2 separate regions of the Homo sapiens genome follow, and region 1 is linked to region 2. Evidence: chromatin loops called from intact Hi-C (ENCODE). Cell type or tissue: CD4-positive, alpha-beta T cell. All regions are shown on one strand. Each heading gives the region's core, and the rest is flanking DNA. Links, peaks and the distances in the headings are about the cores only. Region 1 overlaps SELP (selectin P). Region 2 overlaps LOC107985745 (a long non-coding RNA gene).

Region 1 (11,677 bases), core at 2,077-10,076, 68 kb after region 2:
ATCCAGGGTAGAACTTAGAAGCAGGGCAATGAGAAGCAAGAAGGAAGCAGAGGGCTTGAACCACTCTTCCAGTGGAAATTGGCACAATTATACTTCAACATAATGATTGTTAACTAGAATTATTTTTGGCCATGTTGGTGGTGTATGGATACTAAAAGAAAGTTTTCTCTTCTTGTTTCAGGCCAACTGCCAAATAGCCATCTTGTACCAGAGATTCCAGAGAGTGGTCTTTGGAATTTCCCAACTCCTTTGCTTCAGTGCCCTGATCTCTGGTAAACTTTATGCTAACTTTTCACTTAGGCCTAAGTAATTAGGGTAGAGCCCAGATCTATGTGTGAGAAATTTAAGGATTGTAGCCAGTTGGTTTGAGGCATGGGAAAACTGTCCAAGTCCAGATTGCTGGAAGACAAATGTACCCAACGCCATCATATTGGTAGAAAGGGCATAGGAAAGAACTTAAAATGATATATCCAGGACGAATGTATCCATTAGGCACAGTAGACACAGACGCACAAAATTTTCAAAGACCCACACACGTCTGAATTTCTTTTATAATTATTTTCTTTGAAGTCAAAGAAAATGTTTTAATATATAGTGATATATTCATCTTTGTACCAGTGCAGTTGCAAAATAGAATTTTTAATATGTTAGCATGGAGGAAGAAGCCTACATAGGCAAAGTTGCCTGAAGTCTATGAAAGTCATAATGCAGCCCTGGCTATATCAGAATGAAGTCTTTAAGGCAAAACAATGCCCTGGAAATGTCAGCAAGGGAGGTACAAGCATGACTAACCCTCATGCAGGCAGCAGAGGAGAGGGTTGGATAGAAACAAGCCTTTAAATAAACAGGAAAGAAACCCATTTCCAGGCCTGATTGCTTGCTTTGTACACCTCTTCATGTGGGAAATGGCCTCTCCTGCCCCGGGTGGACTCCCACAGACTATGATAAGAGTGCTGTAGTACCTTTATACTTTTGAAACGCACATTCTTTAGTTCATTTGGTATCAAAAACACTTGTGAAAAAGGGCTGTTCTGAGCCCTATCTTAATAAGGGAGTATTCAGACATGGAAGAAGTAGAGTAGTTAATGAAAGACAAACAGCCAAGAAGAATGGAAAGACTATAAGATTGCAGATCAGGATATCTGATTTCCCACCCGGGTTCTGCCACAAACCTACTGTGTTTCACTCATTCAACAAGTATTTATTGAAGGCCTATTAAGTGCTAAACTCTAGGCTCAGTGCTAAGGATCCAAAGCTAAAAAGAAAACACCGTCGGAGATTTACAACCTGGCAGATGTAGACTGTATCATAGAAACAGACATTACCGTACATGGCAATGAGCACAATGGAGGCAGGGATGAGGTGCTGTGGGAGCCTGGAGGAAGGAACACAGAGTCCACCTGGGAAAGCCATGGAGAATAGGTGGAGTAAAGTTTATCAGACATAAGAAGAGAGGACAGCCAGGATTGTGGGGAGAGCATGTGCAAATTCAAGGAAGTAGGAATTCTGTTTTGCTGAGAAAGTACATACAGTGGGCAATGAGGCTGGACCAACTGGTAGGCTCCAGGTCATAAAGCATGTTATTTTCCATGTGAAGAGGTAGAGCTTGCCCTTAAGACATTTTATATGTCATTTAATCTGAGCTTGGGCAAATTACTTATGTCTCCTTCTTTTATAAAAGGACAGGAGTAAATTAGATGACTTCCAGGGTCCCTCCTAACTTTGATATCTTATGATTCCAAACCTTTAACATCAAGGATCCTCAGAAGATGACATTTTCCTATTCTGACATCATTCACACTTTTAAGTGAAAGGTGGAAACCACTCTTTTTCCTTCAAACAACTACATTAGACATAAACTAGTCGTTGTTTTGTGTATTAATGTTCTGGTCGGAAATTCATCTGAGTATGCAGAAGCATACTTGGGATCACGGCCTCTTTTTTGGTGAGGGGTACTAACCTGGCACTCACTCTCCTTTACTCTAGAACTAACAAACCAGAAAGAAGTGGCAGCATGGACTTATCATTACAGCACAAAAGCATACTCATGGAATATTTCCCGTAAATACTGCCAGAATCGCTACACAGACTTAGTGGCCATCCAGAATAAAAATGAAATTGATTACCTCAATAAGGTCCTACCCTACTACAGCTCCTACTACTGGATTGGGATCCGAAAGAACAATAAGACATGGACATGGGTGGGAACCAAAAAGGCTCTCACCAACGAGGCTGAGAACTGGGCTGATAATGAACCTAACAACAAAAGGAACAACGAGGACTGCGTGGAGATATACATCAAGAGTCCGTCAGCCCCTGGCAAGTGGAATGATGAGCACTGCTTGAAGAAAAAGCACGCATTGTGTTACACAGGTAGGGCCTTCTCTACTTTGAAACTTTCCTGTTAAAAAAAAAAAACCCTGCCTTCTCTGGTTGGCCAACATAACCACCGAGTCAACACAAAGATACAAAGGCAGGACATGAAATCAAGGGGTAAATTGTTAGTCAATCAGTATTATTGAGCACCTTGAAGAATATAAGATCAGAATTAGAGAAAACTAGCTGCTTAAAACTAGAGGGAAATTTTAATATCATCCAGCTCACCTGTCTCATCTTATAACTGATGAAAAGGACACTCACGAGGTTTTAGTTTCTCAAGGCCGTGGAGCAGGACAGAAGCAAAGTGAGGACCAGAAACCAGTCTCCCAAATTTTAGGTGTAGAGCTTTTTTTTCACCCCTGTGTCTTGTATAACAGAGAGTGTAAATTGGAAGGAAATTTAGCCCTGCCCCTAGGTGACACAGCTGTAACTAATAGCTACTGAATGTCAGTATGCTCTAGGCATTGTGTTATTAGTTTATTTAGTTCATGTGTCATTTGCTCATTTAATATTAGTCAAATTTAGTCCTCATGACAACTCCATCAGTCAGGTTTTTCTATTACTCTTACTTTGCTGATGAGGGAAAGGCTCAGAGCTATTAAGTAATCTGCCCAGGGTTCTAAGCTAGTTGATGGTGGAGCCAGTTTCACACTCATGTTGATTCCAAAGTTGGTGTTTTTTAGCCATGTAAACTACCACATTCTTTGCTCTACATTTTTATGAGACAATTTGAGAATATAACCAAGGATTGTAAATGCTTTATAGTTTCTCTTCAACAACAACATATCTTTAGATCCATTGAACTTTGGTGGGAGGGTAGTGGTGGGGAGTGGGCAGGAAAGGAAAGAAGTAATTGAAGGTGAAATACTTCGAGTGTATTTTAATTCTCAACTTTACCAGTGCCAGAGTAAGCAGACATTCCTGAAAGCTTGGTCTTCCTCTAGTCACGAGCCTAGTGTCAGAGCTGATTCCTTCTTTCTGATGTTGCTTCCCTGTCCAGAGGGGCCGGTTCTGTCCTTTGTAGCACACGAACACTGTGCCTAAGGATGGTATGGACTGCCCCGAGCAGGAAGTTTCTAAGTACTCTGAAGCTTCTTTGATAAATCATCTGCCATACATATTCTGAATTCTTTAGATTTTAAACACCTCTCCCTCAGAAGCCCTCAACAGTACAGGTATGGAACAGAATACACAGAATAAAGCAAGCCTTCTACATTGTCCCTCTTCTCCCCAAGCCTCCTAGCTGAGGCAAAACATATCCATGAATGCATTATCATATAATCAGATCTACTTTATAAATAATGCATTTATATATAAATAAATTGATTAATTGAGCATATATTCATGGATCAGGATGGACATTACCAGGATATTAGCTCATCCTACTGCTCTCCCAGTCAGCTCTCTACCCCTTTCTGGGCTATGCCTCCCTAGAATTATCTCTTATCAGATAACCTTGACTGCCACTAGCTGTTTCAATATGCCACTACTTCCCCTTCACACCCAACCTTCAAAATCCATTTCTGCAAGACAGTCTTCCTCAATAAAGCTTGCCAAAAAAATTGCAAGATAGAAAAAAGATAAAAAATTACTGGCATAAATGATGACACTCCTCTAACCCACAACAGTGGTAGAGACATCACTAATTAATACAACTTTACCTGAACACAGATGGGTTTTATCTCCACCAACACAGTACTCTAAGCAGCCACTACCATTGATTGTCGTTTTGCCATCTAAGATGTAAAGGATGTAGAGAAGCATCAATTATCCATGGGAGATGAGAAATAGATATATTTACTGTAATATGAAATTAAGTTTGATTGTTGGAATAATTCTCCACATGTCAGGAATTATTAGACCTCAGAGCAGGCTATCGAAAAAAGATTTATTCATTGAATCATCATGAATAAATCATCTTCTCCCTGGAGATCCAAAGGAATAGACAAATTGCTAACCTATCTATTCAGGAAACCCTGAAATGGGATAGAATACAGAACATTGTCTCTTTTTTTCCCCTAGAGTTCTGAGATCCCAAGGAAGCTATAATTGGGGAAACATTTGTATGCTCCAAGAACATAGGGCAGGCAGGGGTTGCTACTGTAAGGTATTAAGACATTGGTGGGGTTAAGGTCAGGGAGCGAAGTGAATAGGATGTGGACCAAACCTGTATCCATTTAGCTGCTATTGCCTCCTACATCTTCTCTTTATTTGAACCCTTCCCAGTGTCTCAGTGCAGCTTCACCAAATTCACTGGCTGCCACAGGAACTTCTTCCTATAGAACCTTGCATGGTTTATAGAATTTTAGTATCTCAGAATTGAGAGGAAACATAGAGATCATGTAGCACAGCATATCCACATATGACATATGGATATTCTTTTGTAATATACTTCCAAGTGAACCAGCATGTGGACAGGGCTTAAGACAGAGGAAGTAACCACCAGAAAACAGTTCAGCCATAGAACTTACCCCCAACTATGACCTCATTAATAAAAACATCTCAGTGCTTTGAAAGTATCAATTCTAATACTAATTCTCATCAAGTGCATATACCCTAAAATACTTTCTTGCAGGAAAGAAACCATGGCCCTTCTCTATTCTGTCACCTGAGTGGCACTATCTTGGTGAAGAGGACATGGCAGTTCAGCCATAGTCAGTACTCTCTTCGCCTGCTGTATTCAGACTCATGAAACATCACCTCATAAGATTGTTTGTCCTTTACCATGAGTACGTCTTAAACATCTCATTTGGCTCCTCTGTTTCTCCACTGTAGGATTCTGGACATAGATTTGAAGCAAATGAAAGGTGAAAGGGTTTGGGCTCTAACACTGTGCAAGCTGAGCTCAGAGAAGTAACTTGCCTAAGGTCACATAGCAAGTAGGCAGCAGAGCCAGGATTCATATCACACCTGTGTGACCCCACGCCCCACATCTGGTGCCTAACCTCAATGCAGTAATACGTGACATTGGGCTTCCATAATAAAACAATGCTTGGTTTGAAAACCACAGCCCATTTTGTACCACATAGGGTTTCTCTGTCCACACATCTGTCATTGGCTCCATTTGTCCCTCTGTGTCCACACACAACAATACCCTCCTTAGGAAATACTAAATGCAGTATGAAATGGGAGCCACGCAATACTCCAGCAGGCCCCTACAATGCTTTTCACAAGGGACAGGTTGGCTCTCTAGAAGATACTGTGCTTCCCTCTTGTCTGGCTAGCTCAGTCCTATCTGAGAGGGGATGAGTCTGTGGTCAAAACGAGAATTCAGCCTTTCCTCACATCTGTGAATGTCCATGACTCTGACCTTTCCATATCTATGCAGCCTCCTGCCAGGACATGTCCTGCAGCAAACAAGGAGAGTGCCTCGAGACCATCGGGAACTACACCTGCTCCTGTTACCCTGGATTCTATGGGCCAGAATGTGAATACGGTGAGGCTTCCTTTTTGTTGATATTATTTTGGTTTTATGCTAGAGATGATGCCAAGAAGTAAATAAATCATGTTGAAGTCTCTCCAGTGAGAATAGGATGGTACCAGCCCCCCTCTATCATCTGTCTCCTCCACTCAGTGTCCCTAGACACACACTCTAGGTAAAAACATTTTATTCTTGGGAGAAAACATTGACTCATAAATTTCAAAAAAGAAAAGGGAAAGGGAAAGGAAGCAAAACCAACAGAACTTTCAGGCTAATTTTACTTGTTTGAAGTAAAAACTTGTGAAAGAATGACTATTTCCCAAGATGCAGCCAATACAAAGAGACCAAGTAGAGATGGATAGCTTGGGTTAAAAGTTTAGAAAATTAGAGTTAAGAGGGTTACACAAATAGTTACAGCTTTCAGCAAACATGACATTGCTGTTAATTCTACATGGAAAATAAAAATCACTATTTTGTCTCCTGCAGTGAGAGAGTGTGGAGAACTTGAGCTCCCTCAACACGTGCTCATGAACTGCAGCCACCCTCTGGGAAACTTCTCTTTTAACTCGCAGTGCAGCTTCCACTGCACTGACGGGTACCAAGTAAATGGGCCCAGCAAGCTGGAATGCTTGGCTTCTGGAATCTGGACAAATAAGCCTCCACAGTGTTTAGGTATGTAGACCTTATTCTTTTCATCCTCACTGACATAGAATTTTGGGGGAGAAGAGGACACAATGAGCTTTCTCCATTAAAAAATGTGAGAAATAATGACCATCTAGGTTAGATGGAAAACTCTGGTTATCACTGTTAACTGTCAACCAGAGTAACATTAATTTCAATTTTCATGGTATTTTTTTATGGGTAGAGTGACTTAGTCAGTTTAATTGTTGATTCGCAGGCAAAAACATTACAAAGGGACCCCTCTTTCCCTTTGTTAATTGTAAAGTAAACAGAGTACAATGATGAGGACTTAGGGGTTAAGAATTATTAATTTGATAATTTTACCTAACTTCTCTACATGAAAAACAAGGGTGTTTGATCTTTCCAAGCAGCTATTGAAAACACCATTTAACCATTCTAGTGCATCAACCTGCCTGCCACTTTGGGAAGGTGTGACTGCTGCAGAATTTGAAGGCTTCCAAGGTGATGGACAAAATTTGTCCAAGGACTCACACTATTATTCTGTGGTTGGTTTTAGCTGCCCAGTGCCCACCCCTGAAGATTCCTGAACGAGGAAACATGACCTGCCTTCATTCTGCAAAAGCATTCCAGCATCAGTCTAGCTGCAGCTTCAGTTGTGAAGAGGGATTTGCATTAGTTGGACCGGAAGTGGTGCAATGCACAGCCTCGGGGGTATGGACAGCCCCAGCCCCAGTGTGTAAAGGTGAGTTTCAGGTAGTTGGGATGTATAATGTCCATTGCACCCAGTCCTTACTTAGTGCATAGATGAAATTGACCAGCTTATGGAGAAGCTGGCCTGAATTGCCAAAATTTAATTCTCTTCCTACCTGCCATTCAGCTAGATTGGGTTCATCTGAGATGAGAAAGGAAAAAAATTCCTTTCTTTCCCCAAACACAAATGCAGGCAGTTTCAGAATGGCCTCATTCATAATTTCCCCATAAGATTAGAAAGGGTGGCCTCTACATCTATAAGTGGACACTAGAAGACCTACTGAGACAGGTTTATAGAAGTATAGGGAATAGAGGACATTAAGAATACAGCTTGGAGGAATCTTTGTTTTTAACAGACTCAGATCACCCTGGGAACTGGTAATCCAAGTCTGGACAAACATCATTAGGGTCTCTTGACCTTTACATCTTGCTAGCTCCACCTGCATTTCAGAGGTGGTTCCACCATTGCTCTCTGTGTGGCTTTTCTCCTTTCTCAGTATCTTTCTCTTTATCCTTGGTTATTCTCTCCAGCTGTGCAGTGTCAGCACCTGGAAGCCCCCAGTGAAGGAACCATGGACTGTGTTCATCCGCTCACTGCTTTTGCCTATGGCTCCAGCTGTAAATTTGAGTGCCAGCCCGGCTACAGAGTGAGGGGCTTGGACATGCTCCGCTGCATTGACTCTGGACACTGGTCTGCACCCTTGCCAACCTGTGAGGGTAGGATTTTTCATTAGCAACCTCCATTCTGTCCAAGAAGGAATCATGGCATGGTAGAGAGGCCAAGGGCTCTCAGTGTCGGGGTGATCTCTTCTAAGTTCTTGCACTAGAGCAAGCTCTTCAACCTCCAGGAACCATGGTTTTCTCATCTGTGAAATGGAGCTAAGAATTGCAAGGTGCTTGTGAGGATTAAGTACATAAAAAGTATACAATTAAATAGCATGTATAAAGTACCTAGCATAGAGCTTCTGCTCTACTGACATATCCGAGGTATAGGACCATGTCCTATACTTGAGAGGGAGTTGGGAGCAGCGGCTAAGGTGGCTAAAGAGAGTGGTTCACCATGTAGTCTTTGAGGGTAGCCTTTGACAAAGAAGCAAAGGAAGGAACACTGCATCGAAAAAGTGTGTGATGCAATCCCAGGCAATTACATAATTCCGCCAAAATGAATTCTCTGCAATTGCCTCACACCCTCAGTTTATAAGGCGGACAGTGGTAATGGGAGAATAGGAAATTTACGATAGATTAGTGAATTCCCAGACCTGGATGACAAGCCCAACCCTGCTACTATCTAGCTATGAGACTTTAGAGAAGTCACTTAACACTTCTGAACCTCACTTTTCTTGCCTAAAACATAAGAGAGAAGAGAGAAACACTAGAGGATTTTGGTGTTTTTGTTTGTTTGTTTGTTTGTTTGTTTGTTTGTTTGTTTTGAGACAGAGTCTCACTCTGTCGCCCAGGCTGAAGTGCAGTGGCACGATCTCAGCTCACTGCAACCTCTGCCTCCCAGGTTCAAACGATTCTCCTGCCTCAGCCTCCCGAATAGCTAGGATTACAGGCAACTTTTTGTATTTTTAATAGAGACTAGGGTTTCACCACTTTGGCCAGGCTGGTCTCAAACTCCCGACCTCAAGTGATTCACTCACATCAGCCTCTCAAAGTGCTGGGATTATAGGTGTGAGCCATTGTGCTCAGCCGGATTTTTGGTTCTTAAATGCTCTGAGTCTGTAAAAACCAGAGGTCAAAGCCCAGAGCAAAGAGGTAGTCTTTACACTTTGAAAAGTTTCAGAAATAGCCTGGAAATGAAATGCTTTATCAAGGAAGAGCATGAGGAAACCAATCTTTATCAGAACTGAGGTCACTCAGGGCTTAATTGTGCTCAGGAATTCACTTTGGCTGCACTCACTTGGCAACTGAAGTCTGATTAGGATGACATCCTGTGTTCTAGAGACAAAGCCCGGTCAGGATCATTTTACAGGACTAGGTAACAGTGTCAACAATAAGCTATGCTAGTCCAGCTTTTTTTTTTTTCCCTATAAGTCCAGCATTTTCCTGTATATACTCTTTTCAGGTTCAATTTCACAGATAATGTCAATATTTAATGAGCACTTTCAATGTACAAAACACTCTGCTCAGCTCCAGAATAAAACTATGAATGACTGAGCCCAACTTCGAGGAGACCACGGTATAATGGGGAAGAATGACAATCATGTATGAACAGCGCAAGAACAGAGGCTGTGGGAGCACATTGCAGGGGCTTCTACCCTTAGTTAAGGTGGGAAGGGAGGGCTTCCTAAGGAAAGGGAAGTCTAAGCTGAGACCTGAAGGGCAGGTGAGAGTGAGTCAGGCCAAGAGGGGCATGGGAAGGTGTTCCAGGCAGTCTCTCTTTTGGAAAATGGAGGTTTTAGGGTTCTGAACACACTGAAAATGTGGACAGGAAAGATATAGCATCTAGGAATTTTTTCTGAGGAAGAACCCGGCCCTTCCATTACCTGGCTTTAGAAGATACCTTTTCCACTTAGCTATTTCGTGTGAGCCGCTGGAGAGTCCTGTCCACGGAAGCATGGATTGCTCTCCATCCTTGAGAGCGTTTCAGTATGACACCAACTGTAGCTTCCGCTGTGCTGAAGGTTTCATGCTGAGAGGAGCCGATATAGTTCGGTGTGATAACTTGGGACAGTGGACAGCACCAGCCCCAGTCTGTCAAGGTACTGTAACAGTGGTAATGTTTTTCTGTGTGTCTCAGCTCGTTAGAGGCATCAGCATCTGCACTGAGCATTGGCATGCCTTTCTTTATCAGATATTCACTGAGAACCTACTATGGGCCATGTCCTTTGTGCTTGGGACCAGGGATGAGATGAAACGGTGCGTGAAGCCAGTCTTAGGCACATGTCCACTATAGTATAGTCAAGGTGAGGTTTGCACTGATTGACACATATAGGGTGCATTGGAATGAAGAAGATGGGGCTTGGGGGAATAAATCATGCATGAGGAATAGCATGGGATGGGGAAGGGTAATGGACAAGGTGTTTAGCTCAGTCCTGTCACTTCCTGTCCTTAAGCTAGTGGTTTAGACTCTCTGAGGCTCAGTATCTTCTGTAAAATGGGGCTACTATTATCAGCCTTACCTACCTGCCTCACTAGTAGTTGTGAATTAATGTGTGTAAACGCAACTTTAAAACTCTTATAGGATTTATAGGGAAAATGATGATGATGACATGTTACCTTATAAATCACATGTCTGTGGTCTGATTTGACAAAATGATCCTCTTTCAATATGTTAGGTTTCTAATCTTTTGCTCTTATACTAAGGCACTCATGGGGGGCGGGTGTGGTGGTTCACAAGGATTATTATTTTTTTTACGAGGAGTACCTCACACTAAAGTCATGTTCCAGAAGTGTAATATTGACATTTTGTGTTTTCATTTACGGAGACCTCTGAGCAATCTATGTGACTCCTCTGGGTTCCTAAGTATACCTTGATTTTAAAATGAGGCAGTGGTTTGAAAGCAGGTCTTGAAGAGATATTTGTGCACCCATGTTCATAGCACTATTAATCACAACAGTTAAAATGTGGAAGCAACCCAAACACCCATCAATGGATGAAAGGATAAGTAAAAAGTATTCCACATACTTACAGTGGAATATTATTCAACCTTAAAGAGGAAGTAAATTCTGACCTCTGCTACAAACATGAATGAACCTTGAAGACATTATGCTAAGTGAAATAAGCCACTATGAAAGGACAAATACTGTATGATTCCACTCATATGAGGAACTTAGAGTAGTCAAAGTCATAGAGACAGAAAGTAGAACGGAGGTTGCCAAGGGCTCGGCGGAAGAGGGAAATAGGGAGTTATGGTTTAATGGATACGGAGTTTCAGTTTGAGATGATGAAAAGAGTTTTGGAGATGAATAATGGTGATGGTGGCACAATAATATGAATGTGCTTAATACCACTGAACTGTACACTTGATATTGGTGACATGGTAAATGGTAAATTAAATTTCATGCTACGTATATCTCACTATAATAAAAAATTGAACAGCAAAAAAAAAAAAAAAGAAAAAACAAGAAGGCAATAGAATAGATGGCTATACACCATGATGCTGACACTTAGTCTGAGTTATGGAATGTATTGTATATGTTATCTGGGAGAAAAAGACACAATGAGCTCTTTGACACACTTAAAACGGATCATAAGGGATTATTCAAGCCATTGTTGTCTCCAGGAAGGTAAATGTCTAATCAAGAAAAGATAGTTGGATATTCTCTTAAGTATCCAGAGATGTGGTCTCACTAACCCCCTTCATAGGCCTTCTGAATGTTTCCCACTCCTGAACTCAGTGTCTGCATGTGACGCAAAGCCTTAATGATATTATTACTATCTATTACTACCACTGCTACTAATATAGCAGCTAATGTTCATTGAGCACTTTCTATGATCTCAGTCTAACTCTATGAGGTAGTTACAATTATTACTACCAT
Region 2 (11,677 bases), core at 2,250-10,249:
AGGGTGTGGCATCAGGCTGTCTGCCTGTGGATTTCATTTCTGCCTTTTCATTTTTACTTCTTTCTTTGGAGGCAGAAATTGGGCATAAGACAATATGAGGGGTGGTCTCCTCCCTTAAAACATTTGTCGTATAGAATGATTGGTGATGGCCTGGATACGGTTTTGTATGAATTGAGAAACTAAATGGAAGACACAAGGTCTGCATAAGAGAAGGAGAAAAACAGGTATTAAAGGATTAAGAATCGGGAGAACCCAGGACATCTAATTAGAGTGCCCAAGGGGGTTCAGCATAATTACTTGCTTGGTTGGCAAGGTTTTTGGCTCTATCCTTGAGTTTTTTTTATGTTGTCATATACCAGGCCAGATTGATTTAGGTAAAAACAACACTCTTCATTTAAAAATATGCAGAGTCCCCTTTTTTAGCAGTGAGTAAATTGAGGACTCGGTGATTTTGGAGGAAAGAGAAATTGTAAAGCCAGCAATTGTTTGTTAAAGAAGGATTAGAAATGGCTAGGAGAGAGTGAGTGAGATTGATAGTGTGGTGGAGATAGCTGGGGAGAGGTAGAGAGTGGCATAAGAATGGGAACAAGAATAAGAGTGAATATAAAAGTAAAGAATAGGGCTTTATTAGGGTGAAAGTATTGGAGTGTACCTTGTCACTGAAGATCTTCTATCCACTTTAAGAGAGACTTAAGGGTGGCGGTTTGAGGTAAAACCAGGAGATATCAGTTATGATGGTTTGGAGGAAAAGTATAAATCAGCACTGTAAAAAAGGGCAGGGCATTTACAAGTAGTTGAGAATGGTGAATAGGAGTATGACTAGACAGAAGATTGTAGGGATGACAAGTTTTTGGGGCACAGTTCAAGTTGGGCTGGTGTCTGGAATGAGACTGGGGCCTAATAAAAAGGAGCGTCCATACAGAATCTTAAATGGGCTGTACCTTGTAGCATTTCGAGGACAGGCCCGAATTCTGAGAATGGCAAGTGGTAAAAGTACTGTCCAGTCCTTTTTAAGTTGGAGGCTGAGCTTGGTGAGGTGTGTTTTTAAAAGACCATTAATCAGTTCTACCTTTCCTAAGGATTGAGGACGGTAAGGGGTATGAAGGTTTCACTGAATACCAAGAGCCTGAGAAACTGCTTGCGTGCTTTGACTAGTAAAGGCTTGTCCATTATCAGACTGTATAGAGGTGGGAAGGCCAAACCAAGGAATTATGTCTGACAGAAGGGAAGAAATGACCACGGTGGCCTTCTTAGGCCCTGTGGGAAAGGCATCTACCTATCCAGTGAAAGTGTCTACCCAGACCAAGAGGTACTTTAGTGTCCTGATTTGGGGCATGTGAGTAAAGTCAATTTGCCAGTCCTGGGGTTGGGGAGATTAGCTGGACATGATCAGCAGGGAGAGCACGTGTGTTTTCATGAAGAACTATGCCTGGATAGGTAATGGATGAAGAAGAAATTTGGGTTGACTGAGGTAATGGGGGCTGTCCATGAAGCCTTGCGGCAGTACAGCCCAGGTAAGTTGCTGAGGCTGATGGGTGTCAGGGTCAGTCCAAGTGAAAGTGAAGAGAGGCTGGGATGAAGGGTGCAAATGAATAGTAAAGAAAGCATGTTTTGAGATCCAGAACAGAATAAGGGTTATGGAGGGGTTTTGGAGGGAGGTATTGAGGATAGGAGAGTATATGGGTTTGGCACCATGGCGTGGATAGGCAAGACAATTTGGTTGATAAGGCACAGATCCTGAACTAACCTGTAAGGCATGTCCAGTTTTTGGACAGGTAAAATGGGGGAATTGTAAGGAGAGTTTACAGGCTTTAAAAGGACATGTTGTAACAGGCAAGTGATAACAGGCTTTAATCCCTTTAAAGCCTGTTGTGGGATGGGATACTGGCGTTGACCCAGGTAAGGGTGATTAGGTTTTAATGGGATAGTAATGAGGGTGTGATTTGTTGCCAGGGAGGGAGTAGAGGTGTCCCATACCTGTGGGTTAAGGTAGGGGGATATGAGAGGAAGTGGCAAAGGAGTTGCCACTTTTGGGTTGGGAAGAAGGGCAGCAATGAGATGTGGCTGTAGTCCAGGAATAGTCAGGGAAGCAAATAATTTGGTTAAAATGTCTCAGCCTAATAAGGGAACTGGGCAGGTGGGGATAACTAAAAAGAAGTGTATAAAAGAATGTTGTTTAAATCGGCACCAGAGTTGGGGAGTTTTAAGGGGTTTAGAAGCCTGGCCATCAATACCCACAACATTTATGAAGACAAGGGAAACAGGACCTTGAAGAGAAGGTAATGTGGAGTGGGTAGCCTCTGCATTGATTAAGAAGGGGACGGACTTACCCTCCACTGTAAGAGTTACCAAAAGCATCTGTGATGGTCCAGGAGGCTTCTGAGGCGATCAGGCAGCATCAGTCTTCAGCCACTAAGCCAAGAAGATCTGGGAAGGAGTCAGTCAGAGAGCCTTGGGCCAGAGTTCCAGGGGCTCTGGGAGTGGGTGCTGGGCAAGTTGGACAGTCCGATTTCCAGTGGGGTCCCACACAGATGGAACATGGCTTAGGAGGAATCCCAGGCTGAGGGCATTCCTTGGCCCAGTGGCCAGATTTCTGGCACTTGAAGCAAGATCCTGATGGAGGAGGTCCTGTAGGAATGCTTGACCACTGTGGCTTAGGCATTTTGAAGTTCTTGTGTACTGGAGATGTGGCTGGGGTTTCTCTCACAGTGGAGGCAAGGAATTGCAACTCAGAAATATGTTGCTACTTGGCTGCCTCTACTCTATTATTGTACGCTTTGAAGGCAAGGTTAATTAAGTCCTGTTGTGGGGTTTGAGGGCCGGAGTCTAACTTTTGGAGCTTTTTCTAATGTTGGGAGTGGATTGGGTAATAAAATGCATATTGAGAATAAGATGACCTTCTGGCCCCTCTGGGTCCAAGGCTGTAAAATGTCTAGGAGTTGCTGCCAAATGAGCCATGGAGTGGGCTAGGTATTCATATTTGATGAAAAAAAGCCTAAATACTAACTGAGATGGGAGAGGTTGGATAAAGAAAAAGGAGCATTAACCTTGACTATGCCTTTAGCTCCAGCCACCTCTTTAAGAGGAAATTGTTGGGCAGGTGGGGGAGGGCTAGTCACAGAATGAAACTGTAAGCTGGACCAGGTGTGAGGAGGGGAGGTGATAGAAGGATTATAGGGTGGAGGAGCGGACGCTGAGGAAGAATTGGAGCCTGATTCAGCCTGGCGGGGAGCGACCTGAGGAGGAGCAGTCTGGGGAAGAGGGGAGAGGTCAGATGGGTCAGTAGAAAAGGAAGATTGGAAAGACTCAGCGACACTTGGGGTTGGGACTGAGGGGACAGGCAGGAGGGAAAGAAGGAGGATTTGGGATGAGTTGCATTGGGAACAGAGACTAGGGAGGGACCGACGTGTAAAAGAATGCCCAGATGTCAGGCACCTCAGACCATTTGTCCATTTTACGACAAGAATTATTTAGATCTTGTGGGATGGAGAAATTGAAAGTGCCGTTTTCAGGCTATTTGGAACCATTGTTGAGTTTGTATTGGGGTCAAGCGGTATTGCAGAAGAAAGTAAGGCATTTAGGTTTTAGGTCAGACGTGAGTTGAAGAGGTTTTAAGTTCTTGAGAACACAGGCTAAGGGAGAAAAGGGAGGAATGGAGGGTGGAAGGTGGCCCATAGTGAAGGAGGCAAGCCCAGAGAAGAGAGGGTGGAGACATGGAGAGAAGGGGTTGGGGGGTACTTGCCCCCCAGGAGAGGTGGTGCTTGCCCCCCAGGAGAGGTGGTGCTTGCCACCCAGGCAAAGTGGTACTTGCCACTAAGGTGAAGGATCCAGGCAGGCGTCCCTGCAGTGATCAGACAGCTCTGAAATGTGGGTGAATAATCAGGCAGGCATCCCTGCAGTGATTAAACATCAAGGGAAGACTGTCTTTCCAAGTCCATGACCAGTGCTGGAGTTTTGGGTTCACAGATAGAACACGTTTCCTCTGTCTCTACCAGAAAAAGAAAGGAACTGAAATTAAGGGAAGGGAGAGATTGAAGCGTGGTGCCAAGATTGAAAGGAGAAAGATGTTGAGGGATAGTGAGAGAGGCTGGAGAAGAGAGTAAAAAGAGGCCACTTACCCAATTTAAAATTGGTGAGATGTTCCTTGGGCTGGTTGGTCTGAGGACCAGAGGTCATAGGTGGATCTTTCTCATGGAGCAAAGAGCAGGATGACAGGGGACTGATCTCCCAAGGGAGGTTCCCCGATCTGAGTTACGGCACCAAATGTCACATGGTCTGTGTGAAGAGACCACCAAACAGGCTTTGTGTGAGCAATAAAGCTTTTGAATCACCTAGGTGCAGGCAGGTTGAGTCTGAAAAGAGAGTCAGCGAAGGGAGATAGGGGTGAGGCTGTTTTATAGGATTTGGGTGGGTAGTGGAAAATTACAGTCAAAGGGGGTTTTTCACTTGTGGGCAGGGGTGGGGGTCACAAGGTACTCAGTCGGGGAGCTTCTGAGCCAGGGGAAGGAATTTCACAAGGTTAATCCCTCAGTCAAGGTGGGGCAGGAACAAATCACAATGGTGGAATGTCATCAGTTAAGGCAGGAACCGGCCATTTTCAGTTCTTTTGTGATTCTTCACTTGCTTCAGGCCATCTGGGTGTATACCTGCAGGCTTGGGCTCAGAGGTCTGACAATAATATTTACTTGACATCTTGGTTTGAAGCTTGATCTGGTAGTGGTGTTTTCAATACCAATTGTTTTAACACTGGTAGTAACCATAATGATGATAACAGTAAGTAATGTGATTTCTTTTAAAAGTTTTTAAATCTTGGTTGAGTGCTGTGGCTCATGCCTGTAACTCCAACAATTAGGGAGGTAAAAGGCAGGAGGATTGCTTGAAACCAGAAGTTTGAGACGAGCCTGGGCAATACAACAAGACCCCATCCCTAATTATTTTTTTAAAAGTAGCTGGGCAGAGTAGCATATGCCTGTAGTCCTAGCTACTCAGGGAGCTGAAGCAGAAGGATTGCATGAACTCAGGACTTTGAGGCTGCAGTGAGCTATTATTGCATCCCTGCACTGCAGTCTGGGTGACAGAATAAGTACCTATCTCTAATAATAATAATAATAATAATAATAAAGTTTGTTAGGTTAAACTTATCTTGGCATCCAGTTATCTTAGTAGGCATCCAAATCCCTTTTTAGGAGAAAGCTATCTTTTTTTGATAAGCCTCTAATATAGCAGGTGTGACCCTACAGACGTAGTGTTGGCAGGAACTCAAACAATAGTAATATGTAATTAAGGCACTCTGTGTTAAGAAAACTTAGAGGAGTTAATTTTCTCTGCTCCCGTGAGCACATGAGAAGAAAAAAAAAAAGAGAGAAGGTAATGAAAGTAGAGAGAGAAGAACTAGAAATGTGAGAAGCTGAAGAGCTCTGTGGCGGGAGGGGTAGGGGTGGCAGAAGCAGCCTGGCCTCTGGGGACTAGTATGGATTTAAACAGCATGACTCCTCCTCTGCATCACACTAACCTCTGTAACATCCCACTAGGAATACAAACCCAGACCTGTATTTAGGTTGCTTTGAAGGAGGAGTTTAAGGTGAAGGGGCTGCTTCTTTAGTTTGGGAAAGTGGATATGAAGAAATAGCCATAAAAGGCAAAATTGGGACAAAATATTTTGGTAGAAACAAAATATTTAGAAGAAAATCGGTGCTATGGTGAGCATGAAAATTAAGCTCTCTGAGAATTTTGAGAACTCTTAGAGAGGGTTTGCGGCCAGTATTTTTAATTCATTTTATCTGGATTTTAGAGAGATGGTACCTGACATCTGGTTTACATTCCTCATAGCATTTAATCCCCGGCCATAGATGGTATTGTCCTCATTTTAAATTTTAAGAAACTGAAGCTCAGAGATATTAGTTTGTCTAAGTTCATATAGCTAGACAGTGTCTATAGAGTTACTGAATGTCTGTTTAATAGATAACGAAAGGTAGTTTAAAAGAGCTGTGTGTCTAATGCCATAGAGAAAAGGGAATAAAAAATTACTTAGAATAGATTTGGTTTCAAACACTCTTGCTGAAGTGGGTAGTCCAAAAGTAGGCAGCCAGTTCTCAATTCACAACAAAATCACTCTTGAAAGCAATTTTGAGAGAATAAGCTATGTCTCTTGATTTCAGCATCCTCGGAACTGACCCCTATGTCAGGAAGAAAATAGATCAAAATAGTTGTTCAATGACAAAGGACACAGGCATGTTTAGCAAAAAGAGAGGCTTAAGGCATGGGACAGTTGTCTTCAATTAACCAATTAAACATTTGCTGAAAATGTACGACTGCAAGACATACTACCAGGGGCTATGGACACATAAGGGCAGAGTTCCTATCCCTGGGGATCCAGCATCTGGAAGGGGAGGGAAGGTAAACACCCTGAACTGCAAGCTAAGGCTGTGTGTGCTATGGCTATGCTAAGTGTGCAAGCTCAGAGATGCTGCGGCTCAGAGGAGGAAGAGATCACTTGGCAAAGGGCAACAGAATTCAGAGGCAAAATTAGATCCTAGATCAGGTTTAATTAGAAACCAGGAGGAGAGTCTAGTATCTAAGACAAAGGTATTGAAGTTAGAGATGTTGGACAGGTTATACTGCCTTGGCAGAGACCTGGGGATGAAAAAGAGATAGAGTGGCTTTCAACTCTAAAGCTTATAAAGTTTGTACTCTAGTTTCTGGGAAAACTTGAGCAAGAGTGGAACAGGATCACAATGGTATTCTGGGAAGATTAAGGTGTCAGAGGGTTTAGGAGTGGAGATAAACGGAAGCAGGGGAGACCAGTCAGTGAATGTAATTATTCAGGCGTGATGATGAGGGTGGGGCCAGGAAGGTTCAAGTGTAAACCATTGTGAAGGCTTTGGTCTCTGACTAGTTGGGGTCAGGGAGGGGGGGGGTTGGCTGGGAGGAGGTGTAACAAAGTATTCAGAAAGGAAAATATAAAACAACAGTTCTGGCTAAATATGACTTATGCAAATGTTCCATTTTTCAAAGATCTTGTAGGAAAGTCCCTCCTTTGTTATATTTCCTCTGCATGAACTTAGCTGTTTAATTCTTAATATAAGAGAGAGTCAAGGATGTGGCCAAATTGCCTGTGGATTCACAAAGACCAATAGCGGAGACTGGGAATAGGAAAAGCCCCACATCTAAGGCTTTTAAAAATGTAGATTTGAATCAGTTCTGACCCCTTAAAAGAAAGCAATCTGAGTTTAGTTTCAGAAATGCAGTTTTGACCAAGACCCTAACGCAGACTGGCCGACCCTGTCTCAATGTACCAGGAAGTCTCCAAAAATGCCTCTCCACTGGGCTCGCCTTTGACTGTATAATCAGTTTCATGTGGATTTGGAGTAAACAGGCAGAATGTATAGTTGATGATGCACAGACTTGCACAATTGTGCTAATTACTTCTGGAGCATTAAATGAATATTCTAGAGAAATTACTATCCCTTTAGAAAGTATATACCCATAGCAATGGTTTCCAAACTTTTCTATTATGAGGAACACTCATTAAAGTTAAAAAATATTACAGAAGAAAAGTTATATTTTACTACCCGATAATTGAGAAAAATACAGATGTGCATATAGATTAAAACCAAAAAGGATTTCTTGTTCTGAGAAAAGTTAAAGCCTAGAGATTTAAAACCACTGTTCCTATATCCAGCGATATCTTTAAATATCTTTTATCTTCAGTAGAATGTATATTCACTTGCAATTCACATGCAAAAATAGCTACAAGTAACTCAGGGCCATCTTCTCTTGGACTGTAATGGGAGGAGGCTGACTAGATAACATCTAAGATTCCTTCTAGCTCTGATTCTTAAAGACTCTATGACTTAGGTGTCCTTCCCATCCCTTTGAAGTTTGAGAGCAAATTGAGCAACATTGTGGCTTCACTAAGCTCTGTAACTTGGACAAGTTACTTAAACGTTTTATGCCAGTTTTCTCATCGGTAAAATGGTGACAATGAGGGTACATCCCTCATATGGCAGTTATATGGCAGTTGTATAATACATGTAAAGAATTTAGAACAGTGACTGGCAAATAATAAGCACTAAATAAATGACAGCTACTGGTATAATAATGGTAATAGTTATTATTATTATTAATTTCAGAAGACCTGTGCTTGTATCTGGGTTCTAGTATCTAGTAGTAGTGTGCTATTCTAGTACCCTTCTTAGACTTGGGCAAGAGTGGCCCCTACTCAGGACCCATGCTTTAGAAGTCCTCACTCTGACCCTCCTCCAGCACCCTTTCTACTGTGGGAGAAGTTCACAGAATTAAGAAAACCTGTCTTCTGAGGCCTCCCTTATAGACCACACTACTGAAACCGTCCCAAGCTTGCTTCCAGAACTTGTATGGACTTTTCCAGGTTTTCCTGAGGATGGGCTGTGTCTCTGTGTATGCACAAGGGTGTCCCATTTTGTTTAGGGTTTGGACTTGGAGGCTGGGGTGTTCATACATGTATGTGAAAGGTGATTTAGTAAAGAGAAGGTGGGTGGACTGAAGGCTGGGGACCAACTCACTATGTGCCTCCACATTTCAGTGTGGACTCTGAAGCATCAAAGATTTCTAAATTCGAACCCCAGCTCATTAGGAAGGTATGTCTGTCAATATAGAAATTGGAGCACATTTTATTTAGCAGTTTTAAAGCTTGAATTAAAATGCTTAAATATCTAGTTATAGGATATGTGGGCCTTCATTTGTATCTTTGCTTCATTCTTTACAAATAGTAGAGCTAGCTTTTTTTTTAACCCTCAGGCTCCTCATGTGTAAAGTGGAATTAATTATGGCTGCCTCATACAATTGTGGTGAGGATTAAACATGACAACATATAATAGCACCTAGAACAATATATTCAGTAAATTTCTCTTTTTCTCTGGATTACACTTGATTTCATAGACATATGTGTACTTTACTCAACTATTAGCCAATTCTACTACAGATGTAACATGAACAAAAGTAGACCATATAATAGACTATGAAGCAAATGTCAATAAATTTCAATGATGTAGAATCATACAGGTTAACTGTTCTACTTGTTATAAGTTAATAATAAAAAGGTAAATTACTTAAAATCCCAATATGCTTAATAATTTAAAAATATTTAAATAACTCATAAGTTCAAAAGTCACATAGCTCTCACCACAAAAAATGATAAGTATGTGAGATAATGCATACATTAATAAGCTAAATTTAGCCATTCCACAATGTACATATATTTCAAAGCCATATGCTGTGCACAATAAATATACACAATTTTTATTTGTCAATTTAAAAAGTTAGTTTTTAAAAACCAAAAAGAAACTTTAAAGTATTCTAATTGAATAGAAATTAGACAATAGAAATATCAACAATTTGGGGTGCAGCAAAAGAATAACAAGGAAAATTTGTAGTTTTAATGCTTATCCTAAAAAAGCAAAGCAAGCTAAAAATTAAACACCCAACTTAAGAAGTTAGAGAAAAATTGAAAGAATAAACCATAAGGAAGTGGAAAAAAGAAAATAATAAACTTCAGAAGTTAATAGAAACAAGGAATAAGAGAAGATCAAAGAAGATAAAAAAATAGATGAACATCTATGACACTCATCGAGGAAAAAAGAAAAGTGGTATAAATAGACAAAATCTGGAGTACATAAAGAATATCTCTAGAGTAGGTAATTTTTTTAATTAAGAAAACATTAAGAATAACTTAATTAAAATATATTGGGTAATACTCAAAATAGCCAAAACAAATTCCCCAAAAAATTACTTGCCAAGGATTGTTTGCCAAATATTTCATAAGTCTAAAATATCCTTAATTTAAAAACCAGATAAAAATCGGCAAGAAGGAAAAATAGTCCAATCCCATTCACAAATATATGTGAACAAATCTTAAACATAATACTGTATAGCAACCAAATATAGAAGCAAATAAAAAATATAGCCTCATGCTCAGTTTAGGTTTATTTCTGCAATATGAGTGGAATTTACATTAGAAAATTTCTAACCATTAAATCACCATATTAACAGATTAGAGAAGAGAAACCATATAACCACCTCAATATTGCAAAAAGGAATTCACGATTTTTAAAATGGAAAGAAAAAACTTTCAGCAAGCCAGAAGAGGGGATTTCCCTTACTAAAAAGGAGTACCTTCCAAACATTGCAAGAAACATCATATTTAATGGGGAATCGTTTGCAGCTGTGTCTCTATAATCAGGAGTAATTCAATGATGCTGACTGACAATGTTGGCCATGAAAATGCATCACTGGCATCTCCTGTGGGGGAGCAGAGTTGACTGAGTTGACTGAGTTGACTGACAGCCCAGCCCCAGTTGCTACCCCTCTGGATCTAACATGACTTTTTTTTTTTTTTTTTTTTGAGACTGAGTCTCCCTCTGTCGCCCAGGTTGGATTGCAGTGATGCGATCTCGGCTCACTGCAAGCTCCACCTCCCGGGTTCACGCCATTCTCCTGCCTCAGCCTCCCAAGTAGCTGGGACTACAGGCGCCCACCACCACGCCTGGCTTTTTTTTTTTTTTGTATTTTTAGTACAGACGGGGTTTCACCGTGTTAGCCAGGATGGTCTCCATCTCCTGACCTCTTGATCCGCCTGCCTTGGCCTCCCAAAGTGCTGGGATTACAGGCGTGAGCCACCCTGCCAGCCTAAAATTCTACAGCTCTCTGTGTGATTATAGTAATGATCACAACCTGTCACACACATCTTCCTATTGTGTATGACCCTTCTACCAGATGATTAACTCCTGAAAAATCAGTCATGGCCAGATACCTAACTCCTGAAAACTGCTCACAGCTTGTGCACAATACATGTTAGAATTAAATTAAGATCAAAACCTAACCTATTTATGCCTTGCAAATAAGTGTAAAAACATACTAATACAAAACATTTTTACTTATTCCATCAGCCTTCATTACAGTGATAATAGAACGAGTATCAGTGTGGATCTAAACCCTGCAGTTTCAGTGAGCTGCAAGATCATTTCAGCTCTATATTTTCTTCAGAATTCTTCCCTGAAACCCTACACAATTCTTCCCTGAAAAAATAGTTCCAATATGTAATTAGCCTAGCATTACAGGCTAAAGGAAGTTATTTACATCTAGCTTAAATTTGTCTTGCTGCAACATCAGTGTATTTTTCTTCTTCAGGGGAACTGATGTAAACAAATGTGATTGGCTGATTCTTCCACAGAGGAAGAGTCAATATTCTAGTTATAGTTAACCCAAGATTATTTCTTTCTGCCAATACTTGAGTGTTATTAAAAATTTTAATAAAAGCTGGTGGTGGTCCTGAACTATTACTACTGGCAAAGAGTCTGCTTCTCTGGTTAGGGTTTGCATTTCTCTCACCTGTGGTGCTGTTCTAGGCTGTGCCACTTCCTCAGAGCAGGAGAGAGAGAGTGGGGTGGACCAACTGGCAAAATTCCCTGAGGTTACAGGCCACCATTTCCCCTTCCTGCTCTATTGAAATGTAACGACTGAGTCAAACCCTAGCCATCCCCCAGGTTGACCCTTTTGTGTACCAAACTATGACTGTTCACCAGACACTTAAAGATGATGGCCATAAGAAAGTTCTGGGAAAACTTGTGGGCTGGAGTCCTGATTCATGCACCAGGCATCAACAATAGCAGATGCAAACACAGACAGCATTTGCACAACA

What was found. Hi-C counts contacts between places; a loop is a spot of excess contacts. Peaks named below come from ENCODE experiments on the same cell type or tissue, not always from the same donor. Only the 100,000 strongest peaks of a DNase experiment are listed, where the experiment ranks them.
Region 1: a loop joins it to region 2, with 1.9 times the contacts of the local background. A loop is called at or near these places in 20 of 110 quality-filtered maps.

What each region holds. Positions count from the first base shown.
Region 1 is chr1:169,607,724-169,619,400 of GRCh38, reverse strand. It overlaps SELP (selectin P), which reads left to right. Exons shown (of 17, transcript NM_003005.4): 2 at 182-272; 3 at 1,987-2,373; 4 at 5,708-5,815; 5 at 6,287-6,472; 6 at 6,999-7,184; 7 at 7,724-7,909; 8 at 9,712-9,897. Among named protein-coding and RNA genes, the nearest start is that of SELP, 17 kb to the left of the region's middle. In CD4-positive, alpha-beta T cell, for the core only: no CTCF peak of the experiment used is centred there; no DNase peak of the experiment used is centred there.
Region 2 is chr1:169,676,067-169,687,743 of GRCh38, reverse strand. It overlaps LOC107985745 (a long non-coding RNA gene), which reads right to left. Exons shown (of 3, transcript XR_007066727.1): 2 at 4,119-4,275; 3 at 3,812-3,988. Among named protein-coding and RNA genes, the nearest start is that of SELL, 30 kb to the left of the region's middle. RefSeq lists an enhancer at 7,010-7,259. In CD4-positive, alpha-beta T cell, for the core only: no CTCF peak of the experiment used is centred there; a DNase peak (open chromatin) is centred at 6,933; H3K4me3 peaks cover 509 bases.